Linked DNA regions of Homo sapiens: region 2 is linked to region 1. Evidence: chromatin loops called from intact Hi-C (ENCODE). Cell type or tissue: gastrocnemius medialis. All regions are shown on one strand. Links, peaks and the distances in the headings refer to the core of each region. The heading gives the core; the rest is flanking DNA.

Region 1 (16,160 bases), core at 4,299-12,298:
AGATATCAAATTCAGTTAATTGGGTTAGTCTCATTTCAGAGCCCATATATGCCTTGCACTGCGTCCTCTGAAGCCTACATCACACATTGAAGCTATCGTTTATTTACTCATCCATCCAACCAAACACATTAGACACTAGAAAAAGACAGATGAAAAAAGCTTGGTCTCTGCTTTCAAGATGAAGACAGTTTTGAGGGGAGGGAGAAAGGTAAAGAGACAATAGCATCACAGAGGGATAAAAGTTCTGGCAGAGGGGAACTCTGCTGGTTGGGGAAGCAGTGGGAGTCACCTAAACCAGCTGGGGTGGTGCAGGAGGGGGTCGGAAGAAAGGCTTCGTGGAGGAAGAGAAACTAGGGCTCAGACTTCTAGGATGAATGGAATGCAGAGGGAGAAGTACAGGGGAGAACCCAGATGCCAGAGAGAGGATGCTACATCCAAAGGATTGGAGGGTAGCTGGGGCTGGGCCAGAAGCAGCAGGTGATTAATAAATATAGGCAGAGCCAGACCATGGAGAGAAAGAGAAAGATTTGTGAAATATGTAACAGGTACATTGAACAGGCAGTACTCACAAGGTGCAATTATGAAACAACTTTATTTTTTGTCTCCCATTGGCTTTATAGATAGATAGATAGAGATTATAGATCTAGAGACATAAAAGCTCTGGCAGGCCCCATGAGTCTCCAGTCACTCTCAGGAAATTAAAAGTTCTCTAATTAATTCTAGTCACAAAACAGTCTCAGTTTAGCAATGACTATGTCTGATCCAATCAAAAACATCAAACCTCTTCTAAGTAAAAACCCTCCCCATCCTCTAGCTCAGACCTGTCTCAAATAGGCTGCTCATGTGACCAAGGGGTTAGGGTCTGGCTCACTTCTGTTTCCCTGACTTGGCTTCCCAGCCTTTCCCCTCAATCTGGGTAACAGTAGCTGTTTACTCCTCCAAGGTTGAGCAAGATGAGGGAGAGGAGAAAAGGAACAGGAAAGGTCTTAGGGGACTAGTACTCTCATGAGACAGCATGGGCAGTCCCTCACGAACTTCTTTAGACACACCCTCTCCTGGTGCTTGAGCTCTGTTGATGTGAGCAGATGTGTCTGCTCAGTTCAGTTGCTTATGGTTCCTTCCTAAGCCTCTGGTGATCTGATGGTTTACCCCTGTTGGGGTCACTATTCCCCTCCACTGGCTCTCATGTCTGAAGGTGAGCTAAAGATGGTGAAACTGGTTTTCTGGGTTACTTTTGCAAGTCCTGCATGGTGGTTTCATACTTCACTCTGAACTGTAATGTCTATAGTCTTGAGATCTCAGTCGAAACTACAATTTTAGAAGTCCCATTTTAACATGTTCCAATATCTAACAGGTAGGATTGAGTATTCTTTTTTTTTTTTTTTTTTTTTTGAGGCGGAGTCTCACTTTCGCCCAGGCTGGAGTGCAGTGGCACGATCTCGGCTCACTGCAAGCTCCGCCTCCCAGGTTCATGCCATTCTCCTGCCTCAGCCTCCTGAGTAGCTGGGACTACAGGCGCCCGCCACCGTGCCCGGCTAATTTTTTTTTTTTTTGTATTTTTAGTAGAGACGGGGTTTCACCATGTTAGCCAGGATGGTCTCGATCTCCTGACCTCGTGATCCATCCGCCTCAGCCTCCCAAAGTGCTGGGATTACAGGCGTGAGCCACCATGCCTGGCCGGATTGAGTATTCTTGCTGATTATTTGGATACGGGGTAGAGGAAAGAGTCAAGTAAGATGCCCAGTTCTTGATTCGAAAACAATATGGGGCTGGGCGCAGTGGCTCATGCCTGTAATCCCAGCAATTTGGGAGGCTGAGGCGGGTGGATCACTTGAGGTCAGGAGTTCGAGACCAGCCTGACCAACATGGTGAAACGCCATCTGTACTAAAAATACAACAAAAACAACAACAAAATAGCCAAACTTGTTGGCGGGCCCCTGTAATCCCAGCTACTTGGGAGGCTGAGATAGAAGAATCACTTGAACCCGGGAGGCAGAGGTTGCAGTGAGCTGAGATCATGCCATTGCACTCCAGCCTTGGGGACAGAGCAAGCCTTCATCTAAAAAAATAAAAATAAAAATAAAAAACAATATGATAGATGATAGCTGTTAAGGCCAATCATTTAGCTACAGACTATTGGAGAAAAGGGTTGGAGAGGGGGATATTTTGAGCTCTGTATGTAATATATTGAGTATAAGGGACTTATGTAAAATCCAAATGGAAAAGTTTGGTTGGCAGAGGGCTCTAAAGGCCTGACGTTCTGGAGACAGGCCTGGGCTTTGGATAGACTCAACATAGATTTTTCTACGAGGTACTATAAAGTCACAATGAAGAAAAGATTTTCTTGGTGTACACAGTCAAGGTGGGCTTCTGCTTGATAACTTGGTGAAAAGAAAGCTAGACTGTGAGTTAAAACCCCAGTTCCAGTATGACCTTTTGCCCCTGACCCCCTCATAAAGCTATGTGGACTTGGTTAAATCATTTCACCTCTCTAGCTAAAGCCTGATACTAGGTAGATACTCAGTGAATGCAAATGAATGAATGAATGAATGAATGAAGTGGAAGCAGGCCTCACCCAACATCTGCTAATCCACTTGGATCAAGAACAAGGCAATGAGTTATGTGATCTCTGCTGTTCAGAAACAGTATCGGCATCTGTATGTGGTTGGGGATGGGTACTGCCTAGATATTTGTTCTTGCCAGAGAGCCTTCACTAAATTTTCGGTGGAGGACAGAAGAGTAGGAAGCAGTCAAGTTTCACCTATTGGTTGGCATCTAAAGATACCTAGGTACTTCTCAGTTCTTGTGTGTCATACCCAAGGTCAAAGCTTTGTTAAGATTCATAAGTGAAAAAAGCTTCCATCAGAGGGTTTTGGGAACCGAAGTCTAAACTGTACTGAAGTCTGTTGATTTTTTTCTCCTCCCTACAGACATGGGCTAGAGTTTGATCTTTAAATATGAATCCTTCTGATTGACTATCTGGCTGAATGAATGACTAATAATAATAGTAGCAGTAATGGTAAAAATAATAATATTGAGAATGTGCTTCATGAAGAGGCTCAGGTCCCTGCACTAGAGCATAAGCTTTGCCTGTAACTTGTGGTGTAGGTTTGAGGAGGTCTGTTCCCTGCTTTGGGTCCTAATTTTCCTATCTTTAGCATAGAAGATGAAATGATGTGATCTTTAAGTTTATTTCCAGATACATAGAGAATCATTTGATTTGGACCTTTGAGATAGTATCTCCATTTCACAAGCAGGGAAATTGAAGCCCAAAAAAATCAACCTACATGCCCCAGGCTGCACAGCTAGTAGTGGTAGAGTGCGAATGTAAAATCCAGATTGATCCAGCTCAAAGTGTGTGTTCGCTCCACTCTGCCTGTTAGGTTTTTATCTAACCTTCCTCCCTGCTCTGTAATCTTCCCAGTTTCCATCCATTTCCTGTTGGACAAGAGCCTTTTCTGAACCCTGCAGAGGTTGGGACCTACCAGTCAGCCCTTACTCTCACCCCTCACTCTCACCCCTCTCTCTGATCAGCGTCCCTAGTTTGACCGATTTGCAATCCCTGATAGCCCAGTTGCAGCTCTGCTGGATGCTGCCCAGACTCTCTCTCTGCAGTGCCCGGCTGAGCTGCTGCCTGTTGTGAGCCCTGCCTTGGGCTGACTGCCTCTCACCTCCAGATCAAAATGTGCCCCTGATTTCTGAATGTCTCCTGCCCAGGCCTGGAAAACCTAAACATTATTACCTTCCCCTAGCCTCCCTCATCCCCTAAAATGAGGTTTCTAAGGGTTTTATCTGCTGTTGTCAAGTTTATGGCCATAATTTGAAATGCTGTTAATATTACTGTCAGCAGAGAGCTACAAATTACAAAGTTGTAAAGTTTCTTTATAGTGATAACTGTCAGCCTTCACTAGCAGCACCCGCAAGCCTCCATGGAAACCAAGTCGATGATAAAGAGAGTTGATATTGTTTCAGGATTATGGCTGTTAGCTTACGGTCAAAATAAATCCTGGTTGGTTCCTAAGTAACTTGAACCTGTTTGTCTATATGAATATTCCCTTCAACTTATGCATATAATACTTGTGTTCCCACCTTCTTATTGCACAAGTGTGGGAAGAGCCCAAAAGTGGAAAGACCCAAGATTAGCTCCAACCAGTTTCAGGTTTAGGCCTAACTTTTATCAGTCCAAGGACAATGAGAGGGACTGTCTGCTATGTTGGAGAAGCTTAATAAATAATTGTTGAATGCATGAACGCCTGGAACATTTGAGGGGGGCTTAATTGGACAATAATTGGAACAAAGATGTTGAGTCATTTCTGCCTTTAGAGTAAAAAGAATAAAACGAAAGCAGCTTTGGAAGTAATGATTTGGGGAAATGAGGTTTCCTGTGCAGTAAAATGGTTTAGGCATCTTAACTGACACTATTAAGTTTGATATTGATCAACAGGGCAATGTGTCAACTCCCACATCCACCACACTACCCTTCTGCCAGAATTGAAGCTGATTTTGGCTGCATTCACAGAAATAGATTTGGGGAGTAAGGAGGTGTTGGCCTTTCTTTGCCCTGTTATGTCAACGACCCTGGGAACTGTGTGTTCATTTCTGGCCCCTACTCTATGTCGAATATTGATAAAATGGTGCACAGGTCCTGAGGCATCAGGTTGGAAAGGGAACACAAAGCTAGGTTTACCAACTGCCCTGGTTTGCCTGGGACTGAGTGAGGAGTTTCCCAAAACAGAGGACTCTGTGCCAAAACCAGGACATTTCTTAGCAAACAAAGATGGTTGGTCACCCTACCCAAAGCTATGATATATGAGGAACTGGTAAAAATAATTGGGGATATTTTCTTTGGCAAGAAGACATTTAGGGGCTACATATATGCTTTGGTCAAATCTCTAAAGTAGCAGTCCCCAACCTTTTTGGCACCAGGGACCGATTTCATGGGAGAAAAATTTTCAATGGACCAGGGTTAGGAGGGGAGATGGTTTCAGGATGAAACTGTTCCACCTCAGATCATCAGGCATCAGTTATATTCTTAAAAGAAGTGCACAACCTACATCCCTCATATGCATAGTTCACAATAGGGTTTGCATTCCTATGAGAATCTAATGCCAGTGCTGTTCTGACAGGAGGAGGAGCTCAGGTCATAATGATCCATCACCTGCCACTCACCTCCTGCGGTGCAGCCTGATTCCTAACAGGCCACAGTACCAATCCATGGCCAGGGGCTTGAGGACCCCTGCTCTAAAGAGCTCTCATGAAGCAGAGGGAGTAGATCTGTTCTCTGTGGCTCTAGAGGCTAGAACAAGAGCCAGTGGGAGATAGCTCCATTCTGAACTTTTGTGGGGAAGATAAGGACAGGGAGGGTCTGGAATCCAAGGCTACACTCACTGAGCACCTATGCTGTACCAGGCCCTATGCTGGTTTCTGGGGATGCAGAACTGAGTGGCTGTAGCCTATGCATGGTGAGGTTCCCAGGTGGTGGAGGAGATGGGCAGGAGAGTGACTGCAGGACAGTTGTGACAGATGGGAACACAGGACATGGAGAAAAGAAGCATCTAACCTAACCTTGAGGGGATCAAGGGGTGGGAGGAGGTGCAGGAAGGAAGCACCATCACTTTTACCAAGTCTAGAAGGATGAGAAGGGAGCAAAGTGCTCTGCAGGCAGAGAGACTAGTTGTGCCCAGTCCAGAGAGCTGCTTTCCTCCTGTGGACATGTCTGGGCCTTGGGTGTGAGTTAGGGAGTGAGAGGCAATGAGGCCGGAGAAGGCTATGGGAACCAGCTAGTGAAGCACCAGTGACCCACAACCACACCAGTGCTGCCTGGAGGTCACTGTGGCAGCAGCGGGCAGGATGAGTTGAATGGGGTCAGTTGGAGATAGGTGAACATATCGTAAGTAAATGCCACAGCACCTCACCAAGTAACACCCGCCTGCCCTTCTAACTCTTTTCATCTTTAAAAGGATGTGTTCCTGGGAGATCGGCTCTGAAAGTAAATCTAAGGATCTCCTTCCTCCTGATTCCCCTCGGGAGCCCAGATCCAGTTTGTCAGATCATACTGTCTGGCCAGAAGTTTGGGATATCTCCTAGTGGAATACTGGGTATTGGACAGTATTTTGATGTGAGATTCATGAGCCACATACTTTATTAATCCAGTCTCTGCTGCTGACTTGCTGTGATCTCGAGCAAATCACTACCCTGCCCGAGATCCCATTTGTAAAATGAAGGGTTTGGACAAAGGGCCTCCATCCTTCAGGCTCATTCAAAGGGTTTATTTAATTTAGATATAACATTTATTGAACATCGACTACGTGTAGGACATGGTCATCTTAGGATTTGCTGTGACCCCTGGGGCCACAGGGCCATTCTCTACAGGAGCACAAACTCTCCCTTTCTTTCAGAAAGACGCTAAAACTAGCATCTCATACCTCACTTCAGGCTGCATGCCCAGCCAAGACATGCTGCCTGTCTGGGATTTCTTATCCATCAATATTTTCCTTAAGATGATAAATGTGCTGCCAATAAGAGGAGGCAGCTGCCAACTCTGTCTGAGACAAGGGCCTTTAGCTGGGGTTGTGGCCGTGCTTGGCTTGTTGATATGTCTCAAGAGACAGGAGGTGGGAGTTGTGGCTGGGAGGGATGCAAGTTGGAACTTAGAGGGAGGAGGAGGTCAGGACCACTGCTCTCAATCCATGCAGTTTTGGCCATGAGTCAGTGGAGAGGAGAGAGAGGAGGTAAAGGATGCTTGGATGTCAGTTCAAAAAAAAAAAAAAGAAAAGAAAAGAAAAAAATATACATATTTTTATGGTATTTATGAAGCTCCTGCAGAATGCCAAGACCTGGGTAAGCCATCCAGAAATAAACAGCATTCATCAGTGTATAAAGTGTATTCGGAACCATCATTTCATTTGATCCCCACAGCAATCCGTAGAGATGAGTATTATTATCTCTATTTTACAAACAAGGAATTCAAGGGTCAGAGAAGGAGGTGCATTTTGTCTCTGTGTTCGTATCCTAAGCCAGGACCAGTCTCAGCCTCTAGAAGTACAGAAACTCAGAATTGGATTAAGAGGAAGCCTGTCCAGGTGGAACAGTGCATAGGTGGTGGGGCAATATCCTCACAGAAGCTTGAACTTGTTTCTTCTGATATTAAATCCTCTGATTGCTCCACTAAAAGACACTTTCTTTGAAGAAATCAGCCATATGATTGAGAAGCTAATAGCTGAGATATAACAGATGCCATCGTTAATAATAGAATGAAGCAAGCATAGTCTTTGGAGCCAGGCTGACCTGGGTTCAAATCTCGGTTCTGCTATTTACCAGTTGTGTGAACTTAGGCAAGTGACCTAATCTCTCTGAGCCTCAGTTTGTCCATCTGTAACAATGATTATTATATTTACCTCACAGTGTTGTTTTGAGTAGATGGAAGCAAAACAAATTCTCAGGTGCCTAATAGATTACCTGGAACATAATAAGCACTCAATAAACGATGCTCTTATTATTATTATTACTAGCCAAGTACCCAGTTGGATGAAATCTGAATAATAAATTCCTAGGTTATCAGAAGAGATGAAATCTGTTTGGATTATAGGTTTCATGGAAACTTCCATGAAGGGTTCTTAAGATTCCTAAGAGGTTCTTCAGATTCTTAAATAACAGCTTTCTTAAAGGTGTGTTCAGAGTACTCTGATACCCCAATAGAAATCTCTGTCCTCACGTGCATAGTTTGGAAATTTTACCAGGACAAATTCATTTAGGATTAGTCTCAGGACTCAGTCTACAGTCAAGATCTGTGACTAAAGCCAGGGTTCAGTCTGTGACTGGGATTTGGTATTTGATGCTCTGCTAGAAACAGCATATATTAGCCCTCCTTAGTCTGGTGTTGAGGAAATATGTTATGATAAAGAGTTAAGACACTTGGGTTCTCATCATGGAATTTAAGAACTGGAAAGTCCAGTGATTTTAATTTTTTAATGTGAATGTAGACAGCTGACACTTCATCTGTGCCAGTTTCCCACTCTCCCTACTGCACCTACCTTGTAAATATCCGGGCAGATCAAATGGCATAGTAAGCGAGAAATGATTTTGAAAACCGTTTCACCCTGGACTCAAAGAAGGGATGATTCCTGGTGAAGGGGAAGAGCAGGAGGGGGCTGGGGAGAAGTTGGAAGCATGTTGCTCTATTGGACAGAAAGATCTAGAATAGGGAAGGGGCAGGGGCAGGGCCTAGAGGAGGCGCTGGGCCGGTGTAGAGGCAGCCACAGAGGACCCAAGTCAGTTTAATTCCCAGCCTGTGTTAGTAGGGATGTGCATCAGAACCTAGCTCCATCAGAAGGATACTGGCCACAGGGCTGGTAACCCACTGAACTGAGCAACAGTCTGGACTCTCTCCAGCTCCTTCCCTCTGCCACTTGTCTTTGGGGGACCACAAGCTGCGGCTTTGTTGCAGTTGCCTGAGGTTGAAGTGCCCTCTCCTGGCCCCCAGGGTGCATGGCTGCTGTGAGAGGCTCCCTTCCACATCGAGGATTGGAAGGCAGCCTGGTCCTTTGTCAGGGCTAAGACCTATGCTCTGGAGGGCTTGAGCTATCTTTGTGGGGCTGGAGACAGGAGACGCACCCCCCCTTCAGTTCTCCCAGGTCTCTCTCTGCATAGCATTCCTCTTCCCTGATAGGTCATCTCTCTTTCCTCTTTCATTCCCCGTTTTGTTTTCATTTTTGTCTTTTTGTCTTTCTATTTGACTCTCTCTCTCCCACACACACACTCACACACACTCACACACACACACAATTTGCACATAACTTTATTACACCCTCTCTTACCTTCTCCACTTTTTATCTTCTCCCCCCACCCAACCTCCCTTCTTTCCTCCCACCTCTTCCACTTTTTTTTCTCTTTTTCTTCCGCCTTAGCTCCCTCTCTCAAGGCGAATAGTGGAAATGCATTGCACTAAATACATATTTAGTATCAGAAACTCAAACAAGAAGCCACTCTGTCCTCTCTTAAGTGGAGAATTAAGTATTCTCCACTTCGATGACCTTGAGCAATGCTTTGTGCTCTGACACCTTAACTGATGTTGAGGATTGAATGAGGGGACCTGTGTCAGTGCCTTTTACAGTGGCCTCTGACCTGGGCAGGGGCTCGGTAGTCCCTGTCCTTCCTCATATCCCTTTCAGCCCCACTCTGCTGCCTCCTTCTTTTGTTCTTTTCCAATTCTTCCTTCCCTCTCTCCCTCCTTCACTTTCCCCATTCCTCATACCATAGTTCAGATTCAGATTCAAATAGTGTAATACCTATTGAGCTTTTCATAAATTGGGGACTTGACCTTCACCTTGAAGGAACTGTTTTTGGGGTTCACTGTCTGTCACTTCTGCCTCCCCAAGAGAGGACAGAGTAGCTTCTTGTTTGAGTGTCTGATGAGGGGCTGAATTAACTGTGAACTGAGTTAAGGGACAACCAGAGGTTGTCAGCATGCCCAGAGGAGTCTCTGTTCCCAGTGTGTCCTACAGGAAAGGTTTGTGGTGAGAAAGTAATCTCCCGAGGCCCACATGACATCCTGGTGGATGTGTCCATGGGCCAGTTATTTTAATTTGCTTGCTCATTTATTTATCACTTGTGGTAAATTATAACAAAAGCACCTGCCACAATAAAGCAATGAAAGGCATTTCCTAGCCCTGAGCTCTTAAAGAAACATCTCACCTGGGAATCCATGTGGGGGCCCAGTAGGAGGCAGTGGCCTCTGGCTTCAAGAGCATTCCTTCAGCAGATGCCAACATGAGTGTCATGAGGATGCCTCTCATAGTGTCCCCTGATGAATGCCAAGGGCACAGTCCCAAAACACAGTGCAAGCACGCAGCTGTCTGAAGTCTAGCTAGACACTACACCAAGGCAAATGTGAGTAAAGTGCATCCTTCACACCATCCTCTGAGACTATCACATCTTTCAGCCCAGCTATGGAGAAAGCCAGGACAACTAAGTGGTGCAGGGTCAGGCAAAGGCCAGGAATGCGGGGATTTGAGCTGATGTGGCTCAGTGGTTGGGAACTCAGACTCAGAAATCATACATGTCTGGTTTCAGATCCTAGTTTTGCCACTTCCAGGCCCTGTGTGACTTTGGGCAAGTTACTTCACTGCTCTGAACTTCATATATCTTATCTGTTGAATACAAGTAATGGTACAAACTTTTCAGGGTTGTGGTGAGAATTAAATGAGCTAATGCATGTCAGTACCTAACACCGTGACTGGCTCCTGGTAAGGGATGATATCTATTATTACGCCTTACAATTCTGTGTGCTCGCTTCATGGGGATCCCAATAAGTCAGGGATCTGCTGACCAGGTGGTTGGGAGGCCATCTGATTGCCTGGATGGAGAACTGTCTGCACCACTACAGAGGCACACGAAGCCAGATGACCAGTTTTAAAGCAAAAGAGGATTCTTCTTTTGAGTTCCCTCATAAGAAAGTGTGACTGTAGTCGACCCCTACTTATACGCACTAAGGCAGACTGGAAAATCTCAAGCACACATCCCCTTGGCTAAGCACTTTAGTGATAGTATGTGCGAGTGGATGTCTGGGATTCTGGGAATGCACAACATTTACAGCATGAGGAAGGCGCCTGAGTTTTAGAAAGCTGGGAATCTCTCGAGAGAAGAGACAGATTTACTGTTTGCCTACTATGTGCCAGATACTGTGCTAAGTGCTTTATGGCTTCTTTAATTCTCATGGCAGCGTTATGAAGCAGTCACTATATCTTACAAGTAAAAAAAAAACGTTAACCCACGATATTAACTTACCTGGAGTCACCAAACTTGTATGAGGCATAGCCAAGCTCTGAACCCAAAGCCCCAGGATTCCACAGCACTGTTCTTCCTCCTGTCCTCACATCCAGACTGCCTGTGAGATTTCACCTGCCCTGTCCCACCTCTCACAGCCCTCCAGCCCCTACTGCTCCTCAAAGAGGCAGCAGACTGCGAAGCTGTGGCGGGACAGACCCCTCTCTCCAAATGTGGTGCACATTGCCTTCACTCTGCTTTGGTTTTCTTCTGAGTGACTGAGAGTTTCTACCTGGCCTAAACTCCTCCATACCTCTTCACCGGAAGGTGATTGTTGAGGGAAAGTTACTGGGCTCTGTTGAAAGTCATTTTTAGATTCCAGAGCAGGACAAGAAGGAACAATGACTTCACATGTGCATGACTAATTCAAAGAACTTTCATCTTCAAAATGTCAAACTTTATGGTCAGTGGCTGTTCCACAGTGAGCAGCAGCACAGTGAATATTAAACTACCAGGATGGCAGGGCATCTAGACTGGAAGTCTTTGTAAGGGCAAACAATCTCCAAAGGTGATGGCAAGTGCGGCAGGCCAGATTTGAAGTACAATTTGAAAACACAACTTCATTGTAAGTGATTGACCACCTGAGATTAAGATGTTCTAGGTAAATGGCACATATTAGCATGAATCTTTACTACAACCCCAAAAGAGTGGCATTATGGTCCCATTTGGTGATGGCGGAGGGTTGCGGGGCAGATTGATGCTCAAGGTAATTAGGGGATTTGTCCAAGGTCACATAGCAAGTATTTCTCCTGATTCGCAAACCCAGGTCTGTCGGCCTCCTCCAAAGCCTGCTCTTTTGCTACCACAGTACACTGCTTTTTGACTTCATGGCTTTAAAGCAACATGACCTTATCCATGTTTAGACCCACCAGTGACCCATCAATTTGTTCTAAGAAGGATTTGGAAGAAGTTAGTAAGGACCTACTTCATGTAACCTTAGGTCTGTGTCAAGAAATAAGGCCTTAGAAACAGTCCATTAGGTTCTGGGCTCCTGGAAATCAGGGAAACCAGGCTGGAATCCAGACTACCAGAAACAGCCTGTGTAACTCAGTAACTCCATTTTCCCGCTCTGGGTTTTCACTTTTCTACCTGTGAAAGTGTGAGAGTGAAAAACACAAAACAGATATTTACCAAGCACCTACTCTGTCACATGCCCTGTGCTGGGCATTGGCAATCGAAGATGAGTAAGACATTGCTTCTTCCCTTAAGGTGCAGTTGAATGAAGAAGTCTCTATATTCTTCCCTGATCAGACATTCTATGAACTCAAACTGCAACCACAAGTATGGATGATGGGTCAAGGACCTTCGACTCTATTCAGTGTGACTTAGGTCTGTTATAACCTAGACATAGGGTTTTGAGCTGTACCCTAATGGGCCCAGGGTCAAAGCATACACAGAGACTGGTGGGTCCAGGTAAAGAGGCTGGTGAGCACATTGAAATCAAAAGGACCAGACACTGGCCATTCATTTATTCAATTATTCACTCATTTGTTTAACAAAAAGTTTCTGAGCATTCCTTCTGTGCCAGGCCCCATACAAGGTGGCTGAGGACCCAGTAATGAGTCAGGAAAGGCTGTTGCATTCCAAAAGTGCCATCTTATGGAGAAACGGACATCCAAACATTACTATTAATAAGAGTACCCTGAAAGGACACATAAGGTAGAGAGGGGACATTAGGGAGAAAGTACATAACTCTGCCTTAGACAGGGATGACTTCATAGAGGAGGAGCCCGTGAGCTGAAACTCACAGAATGAAATGGACATTCTAGGCCAATGCCCAGAGACATGACACAACATGCTGTTTTCAGGAGCTGGAATTGTCTGGAGCTTCAAGTACAGGGAAGGGCTGTGGTTGGAGTATTCTTCCTAGCCCCACTAATGTTGGGCATACCTAGGTGACTTGCTTTGGCCAAAGGGACACTAATGGAACTAACTCAGATGGAGGCCTTCCATGTGCCTGTGTGGTTTGGGCTGGCACTTGCCACTCCAGTGATCCTCCACGGGAAGAGCATGTCACGGGAGCCACTGCCACTTCAGCTCTACCCCAGGATGAACAGGGAGAAAGGCAGACCTGAGTTCCACTGTGGCCTGGAGCCAAGCTAGCCTAAAGCCCTATCTTCTGGTCATTGATTCTAGATCAGTCAAACCAGCCACCTGCAGACTGGTTTGAGAGAGAGAGAGAGAGAGAGAGAAGAGTGTTGTTTAAAAAAATAGATGAAATCATTAGGGGAGAGAGTGCAAGAGATGCAATGGAGAAGTGGGGTCCCTGTTTTATGTTCCCTGCTTAAGCATGTAGGTGATAGTCATTTTGAGTGAGGAATGACATGATCAGATTTGCAGGATGCTTGATCCAAAAAGAAAAACAGCAACTGTAAGACCCAGTGGGGCTTGAGGGCCCGAATAAGACTTCCAAACTGAGCTTTTCAAGTCACCTGTGAGGACCTCAGCATCTTCTCTGCTTCCAGCTGGAAGGAAAGCATATCAAATAGAGTCCCAGCCTCGGTGCTTGAATGGGTTGCTGCTGTACCAACGTACAGGTCCCTCATCCCTTGCACAGCCTCACAAGGCCTGGAGTGACCCAAGCCTCAGGGCCAATAACCTCCAGCAGAAGGAAGCCCCTCACCTTTTCCTTCAGTCTGCAAATAGTATCAAAAATTTCTCGGAGAGTCATGACATGAAAGGTCGGGAAGCACTGGCTTAGCACTGTGAGGGTCCAGCCCTCCCTGCTCAGCCAAAGACGTGCCATCTGCTCCTACCCACTATCCTCCTCTCAAAGCCCATTTTCTTCAGGCCCCCAACAGGTCCCCTTCTCTCAGACAGTGGTGGAGAGCAGAGAGCCAGTGTTGTACCTTTGCATTCGTAATATACTGTCTGAGGATTTTTTTATTACCCTGTCGAGACAAAAAGCAATGGGATGAATTTCAATTCAGGACCCAATTGACTGCAGCACTGTGTCTGAGTCCTTCTCAGCAGCCTCTGCTATAGCTTTGAGAGCTGCCCCTAGATTATTCTGTATTAACATCTCTACTAGGCCCCCTCCTCAGTCCCTCCATACCTCACCAGGCTCATGCAGTGCTGGGCATCATCACATGTGTTTGGATGCTGAAAGAAAGGGCAAAGTCAGGGCTGTGGTGTGGGCCCAGCTTCCTCTGGGACCCCAGGAATGTCAAAGTGAAAAGAGAGCTAGAGCAATTGAGATGACTTCCTGGAGGTGATGGACCTTGATAATAAGATTTAGCAAGGTGAAATAGCTCACAAATTACAGGTGCTCTGACATACACAGTCAGGGCCACAGTGAGTTGTTACAATAACCCTGTGAAGGAGGAACAATCATCCTCATTATATACATTAGAAAACAAAGGCTCAATGAGGTAAAATGACCTGATGAAGGTAAACAGACAGTAAGTGGCTGTATTAGTCAGGGTGTTCCAGAGAAACAGGACAAATAGGGTGTGTGTGTGCATGTATATATAGATTTATTTCAAGAAATTGACTCATGCAGTTTTTTAATTGTTTTTGTAGAGACAGTTTATCTCCATGTTGCTCAGGCTGGTCTTGAACTCCTGACCTCAAGCGATCCTCCCACCTCAGCCTCCCAAAGCACTGAGATTACATGCATTAGCCACCACACCTAGCCTTCATGCAATTTTGGCAGTTTGCAAGCGTGGGCTGGCAGCCTGGAGACCAGGGAAGAGCCAATGTTACTTTTCAAGAACAAAGGCCATCTGCTGCAGAATTCCCTCTTGCTCAAGAGAGGTCAGTCTTATGTTCAATTCAGGCCTTCAACTGATTGAATGAGGCCCACCCACATTATGGAGGACAATCTCTTTGCCTCAAAGTCCACTGATTAAATGTTAATCTCTTCCACAAGCACCCTCACAGAAACATCCAGAATAATGTTTGACAACTTATTTGAGCATCATGGCCCAGCCAAATTGACACGTACAGTTAACCATCACAGTGGTAGAGCTTGGGTTTGACCCAAAGTCTTTTGGTTTCAGAGTCTGAACTTGACTACATTAGACCATCCAAAAGGATCTGTTCTGGAACTTACAAGAGAAGAAGTATTTGAAGTGATGGCATTTAGCCCAGTTTAACAACTATTTATTGAGAGTTTCATTTTATCAGCTCTATTGATATTGAAATTTTAAAAAATAACATCTACCCTCACAGTCTAGTGAAGGAACTTACAAAACAGGGAAAACATTGTGAAGAGTGGGTCATGATGAATAAAGGCTCGGTGACAGAACTGAGCATGTGAAGAAATTGGCCTGAATGCTGAGTTCATACAAGGGAGGCTTAGGAACTAAAGTTGAAAAAGTTATATGGGGTCAGATCATGGAAAGCCTTAAATGCCATAGTACTAATTTCGAGTTTTAGATCGTAGGCAACAGGGAGCCAGAGATGGTTCTTGAGCAGGAGAGTAACATGAGGAAATTATTGTATTAACAGGAGTGGATGGTATATGCAGAAGGAGCTAGAGTTATCCTAGACCAGTGGTCTAGGATATCCTTAGTATGATTTCGAGAGAATTGTGAAGCCCATACTTCATTCCCCAGTCAAGAAAGGAGCAATTAGCAAGGGCCAAGAACTTCTCCTCCCTAATGACTTCTCAGTGAAGTTGCAGGATTAAGGGAGGGCAGTCAGTTATGTGGCAGGTACTGCCCTAGACGGCTTCCCCAATTCAACCTCAAAGCAACTATGTGAAGAAGACAAGACAGAGATTATTGTTCTCATTTAACTTATGAGACACTGAAGTCCAGAGAGTAAAATAACTTTCCCAAGGTCATACAGCTGGTAGATGTGGAGGGTCAGAATTCACCTTAGAGCTGATTAATTCCACAGCCTGCACTATTAACCCACTGAACTGCAATAGAAGGTGGGATTGGGAGGGACCCTGGATGCTTGAGTGCTGTAGAGAGAAAAGAGAAGTAAATGGAGGAATAAAGAAAAAAACAAGAAGTTGAGGAACCAAAGATCATGTTTTGAAGACTATAATGCCTTACCAAGGCCTGACTCAGGGGTAGATACTAGAAACAAGGAGACCCAGTCATGTCTGGAAATACACAGAATGTCAGCTGGAAGAGAAGGTGGTCACTGACCAACTAGAAGCCCAGCTCCACTTCCTGTCCCATCTGCGTTTATGTTGGCGGTAGGGAGAGAGGTCATTTCTTACTGCTAATAGGGCCCTCGGCTGGACTCTGGGAGTCCAGCCATTCAGACCCCCAGAGTTAACCCTCCAGTGCTGCAGTGGATCAAGCTCTTGGGAGAGGGCAGTGATTTCCTGGTTTGCTCCCATCTGTAACCATTGCCTTACCTGGTAGGAGGCATCGTCT
Region 2 (16,160 bases), core at 4,362-12,361, 90 kb before region 1:
ACAGGGCCAGCCCCCTTGCCTCCTCAAACAACCAGGCAGGGCCCTCCTGGCCCAGAGCTCCTCGTGGAATTGTTGAAAGGCCCTGTTGAGTCTGTCCCCACCCTATTTCATTTGTACCTCTCACAAGCCTTCCCGAGAGCAATCTCAGTAAAGCTCCTGTATGGGAATCTCAGAGCCTCTGAGTCTGTTTCCCAGGAACCCTAACTTCAGCAGGTATTCTGAGTAGGTGGCTCTGGCTCTGCCTTTCTGGAGGTGTTTGTAGGGTGCTGGGATCAAGATAGATAGGGGTAGGGAGCCTGCCTGAGGAAGGAGCCTGCCCCTATTTATCTATCCTGCCATTAGCCTGCCCTGGAAGGCTGCCTACCTGCTCCCAGGCCTAGGTTCCAGCCCTATGGCAAGGAAGGGGGCTTTAGAAACTGCCAGAGCCCACAGAGCAGCCTGTCTGGGGAGAAGAACTCAGTGCTGCTCCTGTGACCATCAAGGTGACAACATCTTAGTTGGCCCAAGCCGCCTGTATCTCAGATCTGTATCTCATCACTTTTCAGCTTTTCTTCACTTCTCTGGCAGGAATCCACTGGCTACTTTCCAGGTGCCAGCCTGCATGGCCATTGCCCCAGGCAGCCCAGTGTAGTGAGAGGAGGCTGCTACCTGCCTGGACTACTCTCTAGCTGTGTGGCCAGGGGCAAGTCACTCGTTCTTTCTGGTCCTCTGCCCTTCTTCTTCATAGTGAGGGTGTTTAACTCGGTGATCTCACAGGCTGTGCAGTTCTGATGGCCTCTGTGAGTCTCCTGTAAGTCAGAGGCACCCTTACTGCTTTGTAAAGACAAAAGAGCAGTTTAATATGTCCAAGACATATTAAGACACCATTTGTGAAGATAGGGAGGTACACCAGAAAGGCTCCTGTCCCCAGCGCCTGATATTCCAGAATCAATGCTTCATTTTTTTTCAGGAGTATTTCTTTGTCATGTACATACTCTTTTCAAAGGTAATTCCTGTTCTCTTCTTCCAGCTCATCAAGGGCAGAACATTTGATCCCTAACCCTGAAGCATAATGAGTCTACTACTTAGATATGAGATTTTAGGCCATGGGAGATCTGAGCCTACGGGAGGGAATGGGGGTGTGGAGGATGCTAACGAGTCGGGAACTGAAAATAAATCTTGCCAACACCACTATTTTCTCAGGACGGCCCAGAGGCTCAGAAGTGCAGAGCAGATGCTGGGCATCAGGCAGAATGGATCTGAGTTGTGGCTTTTGGTCCTGCTTGACCAAGGCAGCAAATGATTTATGACCAGATGAGGGTCCAGACAGTGAACTGTGAATTCAGAGGAGGGTGAGGACACAGTGGTCTGGAGATATCTGGAGAGGCTTTGGGGAGGAGTTAGGAAAATATATATAAAGTCTGGGAAACTGAAGGTTTGCTTGGAGAGTTAATGATGAGGCCAGTTTGAATCAAGTATAATATTCTTGTAGGAGAGTGGTTCTTGACTGGGGGCTATTTTGCCTCTGAGGAGACATGGGACACTTGGTAACGTCTGAAGATGTTTTTCATTGTCATAACTGGAGGGAGAGGTGTTACTGGCATGTAGAGGATAGAGGAAAGGGATGCTGCTGGGCATCCTACAATGCACAGCTCAGCACCCGCAGAACCAAGAGCTCTGCAGCTCAACATACCTGTAGGGTTGATGCTGAGGAACCCCATTCCACGGCTTGTCACTCAGTAAATGGCACCTGCTATTATAGGTGAAGCCATGTGGCAGGGATATAAAGTCTCTTGCTTATTGTTTGTCTTGTGAGCTAGAGATTATTATTCTCATCTTATAAGTGAGGAAACTGAGGCTCAAGGTGGATAAATAATTGGCCCAAGGTCTCACAGTCAATACTCTGTGGAACCTGGTTATGAGACCCAGTCCATCTACCCAGGGAAGTCAGCTGACTTTTCATTTGACCCCCTCAGGGTACAGAAGAAACACAGGGAACACGGTCCTCCTCAGTGTCCCTCACCTAGCCCTTTCCTCTTGTTGGATCCACCCATCAAACACTGAGGCAGAGCTAACCCTGAATGTCTGGAATTTCATCAAGTCACATATCTACCCAAATGCATTTAGTGCTTCTCCGCTGCCTCCAGGAAAGCTCTATTGATATCTCCTAAACCTATATATTCTCATAAAATTATACTCAATAAATGTCTATACTATGGCCATGTTCTTACTATAATTCACAACATCCATTCCCTCTTTATTGTCTGTCTCATCAACACAGTGATATCCTCACATTGCTGATAAAATCAGATAAAACACAGCAACATTAACACCAAGGTTGGCCCAGTCCAAGTCCTGGATGAACATCAGTTTCCTCCTTTCCTTCTTAGAGGAGGTGCATCTGAACCAAGTCTTGAAGGCTGAGTAGGAGTAAGCCAGACGGCCAAGATGGGGGCTGGCATCCTAGGAAGAAAACAGAACATGTGCCCAGTGTGGAGGTGTGGGAGAACATGTCGTGTCTTGGGAACCATGGAGTGCTAGCTGGGGCTGGGGCCTGTGGAAGGGACTGGAGAGATAGGCAGCCACCAGCTACCAGAGACAGGGATGGTATGGTCTAGGCTAAGGGGGCTGGACTTGCTCTGCAAACAATAGAGCACTGCTGAAGGGTTTTATGCAGAGGAAGTGGTATGCTCCTATTTGCATTTTAGAAAGACCATTTTGGTATCCAGGCAGAGGGTGCACTGGAAAGGGTGGTGCTGGCACAGGGAGACCAGTGCCAGGGCTGTTCCAGTCCTGAGCAAGCCCTCTGATTAATACCAGCCAACCATGCTGCTGTTGCTACAGCGATGTCTTGTTTCTCCAGCTTAAGAGTACTATGGACCTGTTTGGGCCCTGGAGTACTGGAGAAAAGGCTGAAACTTGTCTGGTTTAGAAACCCATAGTAGGGCATTTTCTTGACTTTATCATGCCTTCACCAATCAAGTCAAGGAAATAAAAAAGGCTCAGGTGTCAACAACAACAACAACAACAACAACAACAACAAATGCTTCCCCCATTATAACATTCCACATTCCCCTCCCAGTAGCATTTCCTTCTTCCTTCGCATTAGCATCTCAATCCCCATGACAAGTCATTGTCTGGAGGAATGGGGAAACAAAACTGACAATATGAACTTCTGGGAGATTTTTGTCCTCAGAGACCCACCTAGGGCTCTTTGGGGCCTCTTGGCATCTACCTCTACCAGCAACAGATCCATAATAACTGGCCAAATAGATTGAGATTCTCCACATCTTGGCTCCGAGATTATGGCTTTGGTCCTCATTGAAAGTCAGCATCAATAGATAAGATGCAAACTTACTTAAGGTCTACATAGCAACTAGGAGAAATATAGTTATCTTCAGGGAGATGTCTATTATCTATTGCTGCCTAACAAGTTACTCTAGAATTTAGCATCTTGAAACAGCAAATATTTATTATGTCTCCATTTCTGTGGGTCAAGAATGTGGGAACAGCTTAGCTGGGTGGTTTTGGCATAGGTCTCTTGTGAAGTTGCAGTAGGCTGTCAGTCAGGGCTATAGTCACTGGACACTGCAGGATCCTCTTCCAAATGCACTCACATGGCTTTGGCAAACCTCAGTTCCTCCTGGCTGCTATCTGGGTACTTTAGTACCTCACCATGTGGGCTTCTCCATAGGCTGAGTGCCTTTATGACATAGCAATTGGCTTCCCCAAGGGTGAGCCATTCAAGAAAGAGATATCACACCCAAGATGGAAGCCAGTCTTTTTATACCTTAATCTCAGAAGTGGCACACCATCACTTCTATAGTATTTCATTTGTTAGAAGGAAGTCTCTAAGTCCAGCCCACACTGAAGGACAGAGGAGTACATCTCCACCTCTTGAAAGGCGGAAATGAACAAAGAATTTGTCGATGTTTTTTTAAAAACCATATAGGGTGATTTTAATCTCCAAAAGTCAATATGACACAGTAGTTAAAAGCACAAATTTGAGAATCATAAAGACCTGTGTTTAATTCTGGCTCCCACATTTGCTACTTATGCAAGTTTAGGCAAGTCATTTAACCTTTCTGGATCTCAATTTTCTAATCTATAAAAGAGTCTAGTCTAAGAATAGTAGATATTTCATTGGGTTGCTTTGAGAATTAAATAAGATCATGCATGTAAAGTGCCTGGCAAAGAATAAGTGCTACATAAATATTACTTAATTGCTATTGCAATGGGATGATATTGTCCTCCTTCCTAGAAGACAGTATAATATAGAGGTTAGGAACACAGTTTCTGGAGTCAGGCTATCTGGCTTGGGACTTTGGCTCTGCCAAATTAGCTGTAAGAACTAGGACAAGTCACTTAACTCTCTTGGCCTTGGTTTTCTGTAAAATGAAAATAATAATAGCTAGTGCCTGGCCATCTAATAGGTATTCAATAAATATGTGATGATTAAGGAAATAGCAGATGATAGAGGGTTATAGTGACAAAGGTGTGTCTGTGTATGTGTGTGTGCACGTGCATGCTAAGGATGCCACACAAAGCACGTTACTTCAAACACCTGCTGTTTAACTGGGGAGCCAGGTGTAGCTGCCCAGTGTTTTTTGAGTGTGCCCTTGTACCCTTGAGCATGTCAGCCTACATGAGCTCTTTAGTTGTTCTATCTCTTATGAGTTGTTCTTGGTCTCATTGTTTGCATTCTGTTCCACCCTGGCTTGGTTCAAGCATACTTTCTTCTTCATCTGTCCTGCCTCCACCAAGAATATGTTTAATTGGCTTTGCACAGAGTCTGGAGATTTGGTGACAGGAGGGGGTGGGGTAGTCACCACCTCAGAGCTGCTGCATTACCTTAAATTGATTTTGCAAATGAAAGCTAAAAGCTAAGCAAAGGCGACCCATCCATTTTGCCTAAAGATGATTATAATGCTCTTTTACGGCCTTCTAAATGACAAAGCAATTTGTTACCTGCCTGCATCAACATTTGCTTATATTAGCACCCGAGATGCTTGATTTTTATTAGCCCCATGTTATCATTTTATGAAGACGCAAGGGCTCAGTAAAATTAGTGTGCAAATAGAATGCCCATTTTGCATTTCCCTGTGGTCAGCAGAAATGCTGAATGCAATTGACTTGATACGGGGTCAGGGGAGACATCCATAAAGTTAGCCTTCACCAAGGGCCTCCTTAGTGCCATTTATCATTTCTGGACTGCTGGAAGATGGGGTCAGTGTTAGACAGTGTCTTTTAAAAGGGCTTGGTGATTTTTTTTTAAGTGAAAAAGCAATATAAATACTAAGACAGCGGCTCAGTTTCCATCACAATAAGATAAAATGAAATTCTCTTGTGTAAATTGTAAATGGAAATGCAGCAGAAGTGGAATCTTATATTGTTTTTACTGGATCCAGAATGAAACAGGGTAGTGAAAGGGGCACTGGCTGGGTGCTGGGACTTAACTCTACCACTGCTAGCTGAATGACCTTGGGCATGTCCCTTCCTTCTGTGAGCCTCAGTTCCTCACCCATAAAATGGAGTTAATACTGTCCACCTCACAGAGGCATGATAAAGATTAAAAAACATAATATGAGTCGATATTTCTTTATAAACCATCTTCTACACAAGTATTTTTATTTATTAATTCAATAGCCAGTCCTCGAGCACCTACTCCATGCAGGGGGTCCTGGGAAAGACATTAGCCATACACCCATGGAAGTTGCAGTTTCTTCCTTGAGGAGCTTATATTCAGTCCAGGAAATGCTTAGGTGTTGAATTCCTCTTTAAATAATAAACTTCAGGGCAGGTGAGCCTTCTGTCTCTCCCTTTGTTCCTAAAGGTGCCTAGCACAGAGCTGAGCAGAGTGAGTTCTCAAGACTATATTTTGGTTCCATGATATTTCTTGCTGCCTTTCAGGGGAAGCAGTGACTCCACCCATACTGATCATCCCAATGGACAAGCAAGTCCCAAGCCTTTAGAACCAGGTTTAATAGGGTTAATATTTTTAGTTTCATCTCTGACATTGGTGCAGTGACTGTTGGGATAAAGAACCACGTTCAGAATAGCATGTCTCCAGCATTTCAGAAGGAGAAATCCTATTAATTATTTCTATTCTCTCCCTCCAGATCATCCTCAAACATTGATAAATCCTTCAATTCAACCTCTCTCAATGTTCTTTCTAAATTTCCTTCAGGTAATTGTTGTGCTCTGTATCAATCAGCCCTTCGTCTGCCCACTGCTGAGTATCCTTCCCCAGATGTTTCTTTCTGGGAATGCCACCCTTGGCTGTTGCTTTTGTCTGATGATATCTTTGCACAATAGTTCAACTTTATTATACAAATTAGACTTCTGCAGAGACAAAAAGAGCTTGAGTTCTGATTTGGAGCCACATTTTCCTACTTTTCTGCATGTCTAATCATTTTTTATTGGATGCTGGATATTGCAAATTATACATTGCTTTGACTCTCTGGATTTTGTTGCCTTCCTTTAAAGAGAGTTGGGCTTTGTACATCAAGCATTTAAGTTTCTTTTGTTCAGTTTGATCCTTTTGAGACTTGTTTTAAAGCTTTGTGAATGTGGTGGTCTAGAGTAGTTTTTCCCTACCACTAAGACATTGCCCGTCTGAATTCTCATTCTCCTTGGATGATCAGTGAGGACTTCCTCTTTAGTTGTGGGAATTCAAATGATTCTTAGCCCTGTGTGACCCTAAGGACTGTGCAGTTCACAGCTCCTTGATCATTTTTTCCTGACATCATGGGGAGTCACCCTATGTATGCACATCCAACAAAGAATCAAGAGGATTCCTGTACAGATTTCTGGAACTCTTTTTCTACAGTGCTTCCCCCTCTCTGGAGCTCACAGTTACCCAACTACTACCTGCTGAACTTGAATCTCAGTGAGGCTTCTTTGCTTTGCTCAGGATACCCCTCTCTGCTCTTTGGTCTGGAAAGGATCATCAGGCAAAAAGCCAGGGCAATCATAGGGCATATCTCATTTGTTTTCCTTCTCTCATTGATTATCTTGCATTGGCTCTTGTTCAATGTCTGAAAATACTTGTTTTGAATATTTTGTCCAGTTTTTTAGTTGTTTAAGATAAAAGGGAAATGAAGGCCAGACAAGGGATTGGGATCTAATCTCAGCTCCTACCACCACTTTTCAGCTGTGTGACCTTGAACAAGTTATATAACCTCCATGAGCCTCACTTCTGCCTCTATTAAAAAAACACATTAACAGCATGTTCCTGTAAGGATTATGTATGTGTATAATGTGCCTGACACAAAAGGAGCTAATTAAATGGCAGATGCTACTATTACTAATATATAAATAGCTACCTTCTCTACTCCATCATTTACTGAATGTTTACTGTGTACTATGCAATGTGTAAGCCTGTTTAATCATCACAACAAACCTATTAAAATCCTTGTTTATAACCTATAAACAAGGATATATTGTCATCCTTGTTTATAGATTAGAAAATGGAAACTTGGAAAGGATACACAAGTTGCCTAAAGTCACAGTCAGTGGATTTGGGATTCAAATTCACTCATATGGCTTCCTTGGATGATTATAAATACTACATATTAATATAATATGATCAGTTGTACCAACAAAAGGGAATGTAGTCTTTTGTTGGGTAGGGACATAATTAAATTAGTCAGCAATGGCTGGACCTTAATGATTCTAACCCAGTGGTTTAAGAGGTAAATGTAAAACATCCAGCCCATTCCCTCTGGGGTTCCCTGCCACACACCAACCACTAGACTCAGCTTTTCTTGCCCTCCTTAGCAACCATCTTTCATTTTATCTTACAGACAATCTCCGGGAAGGGGCAGAGCAGAAGGTGGTATTCATCACAGGACGAGTCCACCCAGGGGAAACACCCTCATCATTTGTGTGCCAAGGTGAGTGGCAGGATCTCATAGGTATCCTATACCCACATCCAACTGGGACACTGTGATGATCTCTGGAACAGTGTGGCCACATGCAGAGCCATTATCTTAAATGGAAATTTAATGCATTTCTTTAAAGAGATTTTACCTGATCTCCATTAGGTTTTATTTCAATAAATGTTTATTGACTAGACGTATGTATGAATTAATTAATCAATGGATAGATGGATGGATGGATAAATGAACAGGGAGGGCTGAACGAAGTTATCTCATATGTGCTGTGGTGAGGAAGAGCCATACAGAATCATCTACACTCCCTAGCTTTACTTGCCTCCAGTGGTTTACAACAGCAAGAAATCTGGCCCCAGGTCAATGTGTATGTTGGCAGAAGAGCTGTGAAATGGGAGGTAATGACTGAAAACTATCTCTTCACTCATTCATTCAATCATTCACTTAAACAACTTTTGAAATACCTGCCAAGAGTAAGCACACTTGGCATCAGACAACCAGAGGCAAATAAGTCATAATTTTTATTCTCAAGTGTTTCTGTTTATAATTGCACTTTTACTTATTATTACATATTTCACCCATACTACATTTAGTCAGCTATAGTCAGCAATATATATGTATATTGTTGAGCAAGCTGAAGTTTAGAGAAGTTAAGTAATTTATCTCATTTTAATCTCAAAGTGACCATGAGGTCAAAGAGATATGAAACGCCTGTGTAGGTTCTATAACTCAAGGGAGGTGGCACACTGCAGTGGAAGCCTCTGAGGATTTGAAATCAGACAATCCTGAGGTCAAGTATTGGCTGTGCCACTTTCCAGCAGTGTGACTTCAGTTGCCTCAAATGTAAAATGATACTACCCAGGCAGGCTGTTACGAAGCTGGCATGAGATGAATATAAACAGCACACCCAGTCCTGTGCCTGGCACACAGCAGGCACTCAACAGATGTTACCGCCTTCCCCGTGGGAATCTGAGAAGATGAAGCAGGTAATCTGCTTTGTAAACTATCAAGCACTGTGCAAATAAATATGGGCTTTATTTTCCCAGTTCGTATTCTTACAATGCTTTAGTTAGGCACGATTGCCTTCCTCTTTATTTCAGATGAGAAGATGGAGTTTCAGGGAGGCAGTGACTTGCCCAAAGCCGACCAGCTTGTATGATGCATGACTGAGGCTCCAGTCACTATAGCTGACTCCTTAGCATTCTCACTTTGGCCTTCTTCCTCCCCAGCATTGTCCTTGCAGTAACCTCTTGAGGTCCCTCCTGGGTTTACCAACCCCTTTACTTGCGCCATCTGTCAGTTACTAAACTTGGCAGCAGATCTCTTCCCCCAGCTGATTGGATGTAACTGCTTTGTCCTTGTTTGTAAAAAGACAGTAGCCTTACCATCAATATGTTCATCTCTGGGAGCCCAAACCCCTGTGCTCACCTCCCCTGTGGGCAGTAGACAGAGAGCAGGGTTGCCATCCCATTTCACAGGTAACGACTGAGGCAGAGAGGAATTGAATGGATCTCAGGTGCTCTCTGAAGACCCTGTTACTAAAAGGGAATCTTTGGATGGTGCTGAGTTCATACACTCAATGGCGTTCTGTAGGTTTTCAATAAATGTCTGTTCCTTGACAGAGTCTTTCAATGCCTGCCCGCTGGCTTCTCAAAATAAACTACAACTCCCTGGCATGACATTCCCAGCCCTCTGTCATCTGGCTCTCACCTGGTTCTCTGGCCTCAGCCTCATACACTCAGCCCCACACAGCTGAAACCTTGAGTGGGCGGTCTTCTCTTGACCAGTGCACCTTTACACCTGCTGCTCCCTCTGCCTGGCAGGCCCTGTGCCTGCTCCTTGCCACCTGGCAAGCCCCATCCATCTCACAGGGCTCATTGTGAGTGCCCCCACTGTGGGCCTCCCTGGCCCACTCCCTCCTGCCACCTGCTTTGTGCCTGCATTGTGGATCTAAAGATGGCCATCATCTTTATTGATAACGGTCATCTCTATTGCCCTGATTTATTATCATATACTTGACTCATATTTGTTTTTCCCTCTTTATACCACGAGCTGTGTAAGGTCTAGGGCTGGTCTCCAACTGTCATTTTCCACATCTGTCAAATGGGGTTTCTTGTTCATCTTATGGGGCTGTTGTGAGGAAAAAATGCTGCGTTGAACTCAGAAAGAGGAGCCTCAGGGTTACACAGTCATTAAATAGCGGAGTGGGGCTTTTAACCTAGGTCTAGCTAACTCCCAAGCCTGTACATGTTCCCTTGTCCCACTCAGGGATGGGAACTACTAGAAGGTGAAGTCTTATACCTGAAAGAACTGAGTTCTGATCACCCACAACAATTGATGTGCATTTTACAGATCAGGATGCGGAGCCTCAGGGAAGCACAATGGCTTACCCAAAGTCACACGGCTAATTCACGACAAGTGTGGTTCTGGAGTCCATCTCCCCAATCCTGTTTCTCATCTTTCCTTGTCTCTGTATCTGCCCCATGAGACACACAATTCATACTTCCTTGAGGCAGTGTAAGAGGCATCATTACCCCACTTTACCAATACAGAACTGAGGCATGGTCTTTTCTAAGGGTGTCTCAGCTACATGTAGACAGCCCGATCACAGCCCCACAGGGCACAGCTGGGAGTTTCTTCCTCAGTCATAGCCCTAAATGTGTCCATCTTCCCTCAGCCCCCATCAGCCCACCTTCTTCTGGGGATAGCAGGCAGGTCCAAGGTGTGGACAGATGCTGACATACCTTCAGTTCTGTTAACTCTTCCACATTAACTGGCTCAGTGACCTTGAGCAGGGAACAGGCATGTGAAGCCGGTTGTGCCCATCTGGCTGGGACCACAGTTCTCACCGCCGAGCTGCTGATGCACCTGCTGCTGGGAGTAGAGTGAAGTCCTGTCACCACATAGCTCTGGAAGGGGTGGCAGCAAGGGTAGCAGGGCTCAGATTCCTCAAGACTCTGCTTGTTGGTGGGATGCTTACTCTGCTACTCCAAACCCTGCCCATGACCTCTGTGAGGCCAAACTATCCTGTTCTCCAGTGACTACGGGAGAGGTCAGAGGAGCTCCTGTGTGGCCCTGTGGCCAGCCATGTGAGAGCGCCATCCCTCAAGCTGCTACACTGCGAAGCATGAATCCCAGCTCCTCCCCTTACTGCAATGTAACCCTGGGAAAACCACAAAATCTCCTTATGCCGCAGTTCCTTTATCTCAAAAGGGAAATAATAATAGAAATCCTGCCTCACAGCGTTGTTGTGAAGACTGACACAGTTCATATCCATCGAGCATTTAGGATGGTCTGGAATAGAGAAAATACTAAATAAGTGCCAGCAGTAGGGGAGGAGCTAGCACTAATGGAGCACATGGCCGGTGCCAGGGCCTCCATGAGGCACTTTGTACCTGGTTCCTCTAATCCTTACTGTGAACCAAACCCAGGTGTGGGCCTCCCAGACTGTGGGCCCCAGCTCTTCCTCGTCGCCTTCCTGAGAGGGTCACTAGCTGAGCTCTGCTCACCTGGAGGGTCACTTTGCAAGCCAGGAGCTTGGCCTGAACCAGACCTAGACCTTGTTGACCTTGTTTCTGACTCTTGGTCAAGTGTATGTTCTTTCACTGACTCTTCCTGGGACTCTGGGGCCAACTTTCATTGAAAATTTCCATTTGCAGAGTACTTTGTCCTCTCCAGACCCTTTATCATTGAATTAATGAAACCAGCACTTATGAAATGCTACTGTGGGGAGCCATGCCATGCTCTGAAGGGCAGCAGGGGCAGTGGGCACAGCTGTGGCTTTGGAGTTTGATGGGCCTGAGTTTGAGCCTACCATTTCCATCTAGCTAGGGGACTTTGCCTAAGTCCTTGCCTCTCACAGCCCCTATTTCCTGACCTGCAAAATGGGGGCAGCAATGTCTTCCTCAAGGGGCTGCTGTGAGGGTTTAATGAGACAGTTGTAGGTCAATGGTGGGTCAGCCCCAGGCACAGGTAGGTGCCTGACCAGTACCCACAATCCCCTCTTCACCTTCACTCTTCCACAGGAATTCCACCAGGTCACTGGGCAGCTCTCAGCTCTTCTTTTCAGAATAGTCCAGGGATTCACTGGATGTCACCTGGTAAGTTGGTGGTGGAGTGGGGACTAGATCGAGGTCTCCTGCCTCCCAGCCTGAGCCCTGCTGCTACATGCCAAGGTGCCCATCAGGGCCTAGACTATGGAGACAAAGAGCTAGCCCTCTCCCAGGAAGTTCACTCCTCAGGGTTATTTTGTGGGAGTAAGAAGAGGGAGGAGGATGTGGATACACACACACACACACACACACACACACATGCACACACCATGCTCTCACAAACACCAATATTGCCAGGCACCGGGACCAAGCACAGCTTCATACTTCCTGTCAATGAGGTAGTGACCTTTGCTCCTCCCCCATTCTGCTTTCCTCCCACCTCTCTTCTTCACCTGTTCTTCCTCTTCTCGCTATCCCAAACAGCTTCCCACTATAGGTGTGGTGCTAGATCCACTAAGCGTTTGTGACGGGGCCTTTCACTTTTCTAGACTTCTGTCTCTTCATCTGTGAAATGGGCAGAGTTGGGGGCAGGAGGGTGAGGACTTATACTCCGTGAACTTTAAGGTCATCAGGGCCAGACTCCTTGTGAGTCCATAATTCGAGGCCCTTGGACTCAGCTGAGGGCAGACAGGGGTCTGGTGCCAGGTCAAGGAAGGGCCTAGAGTGGCTGCTGTTGTGCACATCACACACTGGGCCAAGCAGAGACCTCAAACTGTCTTGCTTCAAACCTTGGCCCTTCCCACTACAGAGGACTGCCTCTGAACAGAGAACAGAAACAATAAATTTTGCACAGAATTCTCTAGAGAGAAAATCATGCAGGCATATGCAAATTATTCCACAAATCACATGCAGATAGACTCCTTGCTCTGTGCATCTTGTCTTCATGGAAAGAGCACTGCTTTGAAGCCAGCAGAACTGGGTCTGAATCCCAACTAGGTTCTTGTGAGGCACTCAGCAAGCGATGCCACACCCTGACTTTCTTTCCCTGTCTGTGAAATGGAGCCAATAGAATTACAAGTCAGTCCAGCTAATGAATATACAGTAGTTGTCATGGGTCGATCTTTATTTGCTCACTTCATACATAGGTCTTGAGTATTTTCCCTGTGCCAAGCACTGAGCTAGGCACTAAAAATATAGTGGCAAAGAGAGGAGACCTCTTCCTGCTGTCTTGGAGCTCATGGCCTGGAGGGAAGACAGACTTAAACCACAATGTAAGTTTAAGTAAGCCTCAATCTCAAAAAAGAAGTGCAGGAAATGTAACTTTCTTATTTTTCTATAACTGAATTCAGTTTCTATTTTGAGGCCCCATCCTGCCAGGGGCCAGAAACTTAATCTCATTTATGTTCCTCAAGGTTGGGTGCTTTCAGCAAAGAGTTCTGATGCTCTCGGGGTTGCAGGCAAATCATTGTATCATTGGTGCCACCTTCTATCCACACTGTTTGCTGTCCACCCACTGCACCTCATGACTCTCTGAACCTTGGCCGCTGCAGAGCCCCTGCAGGTCACTATCATGTTCCACCCTGGTTCCTGACTGAAAGCTGCTTTACCTCTGCCAGCTCTCTCTGCTATGCCTGCACCCTACCTCCACCTCTGTCCTGCCTTCAGGAGGCCCTGCCCTGCAGTATTCCTTTCCTCTTAGCAGCATTCCACGCTGCAGCCGGATGGAGCTCTCCAAAGCCCATATCTGACCCAGGCTTAAAACCTGGCAATAGCTCTATAGTTGCCTTCAGGTTTTTTTCGGCTGGAACAGCAAATCCTTGTTCACCTCTCCATTCCCATGTCTACAGCAAGCCAACGAAGAGCAATGATGAAAACAATACTTGTATATTCTTACTGTGTACCACTTTGCTTATATCAACTCACTTAAATCCTCACAAGAACCCACAAGTAATTCTTATTCTCCCCTTTGTAATTGATGAGGAACCTGGGGAACTGGGAGGTTAAGGCCACACAGCAAATGAATGGCAGAGAGAGGCATCAAACCCAGATTGTCCAGTTTCAGGGTCTGCGCTTTTAACCATGAAGCCAAGGCCCTGGAATTGAAAGGCTTTCCGTTACCAACAGACCATCTCTTCCTACCCCAGCCTGGATACCTTCCGCTGGCACTCCTTTCTTTTTATTTTAATTTTAAATTTTAGATTCAGGGAATACATGGGCAGGCTTGTTACATGGGTAAATAGTGTGTTGCTGAAGTTTGGATTTCTAATGATCCCATCACCCAAGTAGTGAACATAGTACCCGATAGGTAGCTTTTCAGCCCTTGCCTCTTCCCTCCTGCCCCTCTTTATGAATCCCGGGTTTATGGTTCTCTTGGTGTCTGTGTGCACCCCAAGTGTAGCTCCCACTTATAAGTGAGAACATGCAGTATTTGGTTTTCTGTTTCTGTGTTAATTCACTTAGGATAATGGCCTCCAGCTGCATCCATGTTGCTGAAAAGGACGTGATTTTATTCTTTTTATGGCTGCATCCTGGCACCCCTTTCATCTGGCTCCACTCTACTCATTTTTTAAGTCCCCTTTCCAATATCTCTTCTGGGGCCCCAGGCCCCTGCTGAGTCCCCACAGCTATGTGCTGTTCCCATCAGAGCCTTTGCCAACCAGTGGGGACTTGCTTCCTTACTGTGCACCCCTCTGAGGCAGGACCATCTTAGGCATTTTGAAATGCCCAGAATTTGGTGTGCCAATGAATGTTTGTAGAATGAGCAATGATCAGTTCAACTAATCCCACACAGTCAAAGTTGTATGAATTCCTGGAGCAATCCATCAATAGGCGTTTATAAGCACCTACTATGTGCCCAGCCCTAAACCAAACACTGTAGGAGAAAAAAATCAGCAATAAATATGTCTCAGTTGAGGTTTGGCTAGAGAGGTTCATCCTGGTCTGTTGGAAGCTGGGACAGGGCAGTGATCTCTAACTTCCAGCTTTAATTTCAAATCCTCTACCACTTTTCCTTCTCTTCTGGCCTCTCCAGCTTCCAGCCTTCCTGTCATCCTGCTTTTTTCCAGCTTCCTGGTTAAATCAGCTTGAAGAAGAGGACCTGGCAAACTTGTTTACAGAAGGAACAAGGCTGATCTCAAGGAGGTTGATGGTGTCTTCCAGCAGGAGGGAGATTATTCTCCTCACTTGACAGATGATTCTTCTACTTTTGGCGGAGAGGAATAAAATAGATGGAATCATACAATGTCAGTGTAGGAAGTATCCTTGAGAATTATTTAATTCTTTCTCCTAATTTTAAAGATAAGCATAGACCCAGAGGCTTTCTACAGGTCACCCCGTAACTAAGCCAAAACTAGAACCCAAGTTCTGTTTTGATTTGTTGGCTTCCACCATTCGGTATCCTTGTCTCCAAATTTCATTGTTAGTCAACTTCACAGACTAGGACACCTACTTCTAAAACTAATCCTGTTTTTAACTACCCACTGCCTTTCAACCTTTGATCTAAGTGAGTTTATTGAAGCATGCCACAACTTTCAGGTGCTGTGTCAGGCAGCTAACACAGGATCTCTGATACAGGTACACAACAGTCTTCCAGATTAGGTATTACTATCCCTATATCAAGATGAGAAAACTAGTCAGGGAAAGCTAGTCAGTAACTTCTGTAGCTAACACTCAGTTAAGATTCAAACTCAGGTCCTGAGACTTTCTGCTCCCCTGGTCCCTCTTTTTTCTTGGTCCATCCAGTGCTTTTGGTCTTTGGCCAGGATGGCATCATCTCTCCACTCTTACATGCCCTCTCAGTCTTCCCCATACTCCTCTCTCACCACAAAGAAAAAAGAAAAAAAGAAAAGAAAAGAAAAGAAAGATCTCCCTATTTCCTGATGAATGGGAATGATTTTATATTGTATCTGACCTCAAACCAACAGATGAGTCTTAAAACCTCCCCTCTCCTTGCCCCACACCCACCCTAGGAGAGGGAGCTCTGGGCAGCTGCAGCCTCTGGTCTGCCTTTGTTTTCTCTCATTCTTTTATTAGCTGCCTAATTGGCAGCCCAATTAATCTGCTCATCTGTGAAGGAGGATGGATCACAATGAGCTACTCCATTTCCAGAAGCCATTCTCTGAGGCGGTGTGGCCAGGCCCTGAGCACAGGCTGGCTCCTTGATGGAGGGCCGCCCCGGGAGCTGGGGTCAATTACTGGACAGATTAAGCAATTATTAGCCCCTAACAAGGGCGCCTGGCATCATTACCCTGCCTGTTTACTGGCAAACTGCAGCTTTAATATGAGGACCAACAAATAA

What was found. Peaks named below come from ENCODE experiments on the same cell type or tissue, not always from the same donor. Only the 100,000 strongest peaks of a DNase experiment are listed, where the experiment ranks them.
Region 2: it touches region 1 in a loop (3.0-fold over the local background); 3 of 110 quality-filtered maps call a loop at or near these places.

What each region holds. Positions count from the first base shown.
Region 1 is chr1:48,565,148-48,581,307 of GRCh38, reverse strand. All of the region lies in intron 11 of AGBL4 (AGBL carboxypeptidase 4), which reads left to right. Among named protein-coding and RNA genes, the nearest start is that of SPATA6, 100 kb to the right of the region's middle. In gastrocnemius medialis, for the core only: CTCF peaks have their summits at 8,476 (motif pointing left) and 9,698 (motif pointing right); DNase peaks (open chromatin) are centred at 8,457 and 9,807.
Region 2 is chr1:48,654,866-48,671,025 of GRCh38, reverse strand. It overlaps AGBL4 (AGBL carboxypeptidase 4), which reads left to right. Exons shown (of 14, transcript NM_032785.4): 7 at 7,785-7,874. Among named protein-coding and RNA genes, the nearest start is that of BEND5, 110 kb to the left of the region's middle. In gastrocnemius medialis, for the core only: no CTCF peak of the experiment used is centred there; DNase peaks (open chromatin) are centred at 8,745 and 9,652; H3K27ac peaks cover 1,133 bases.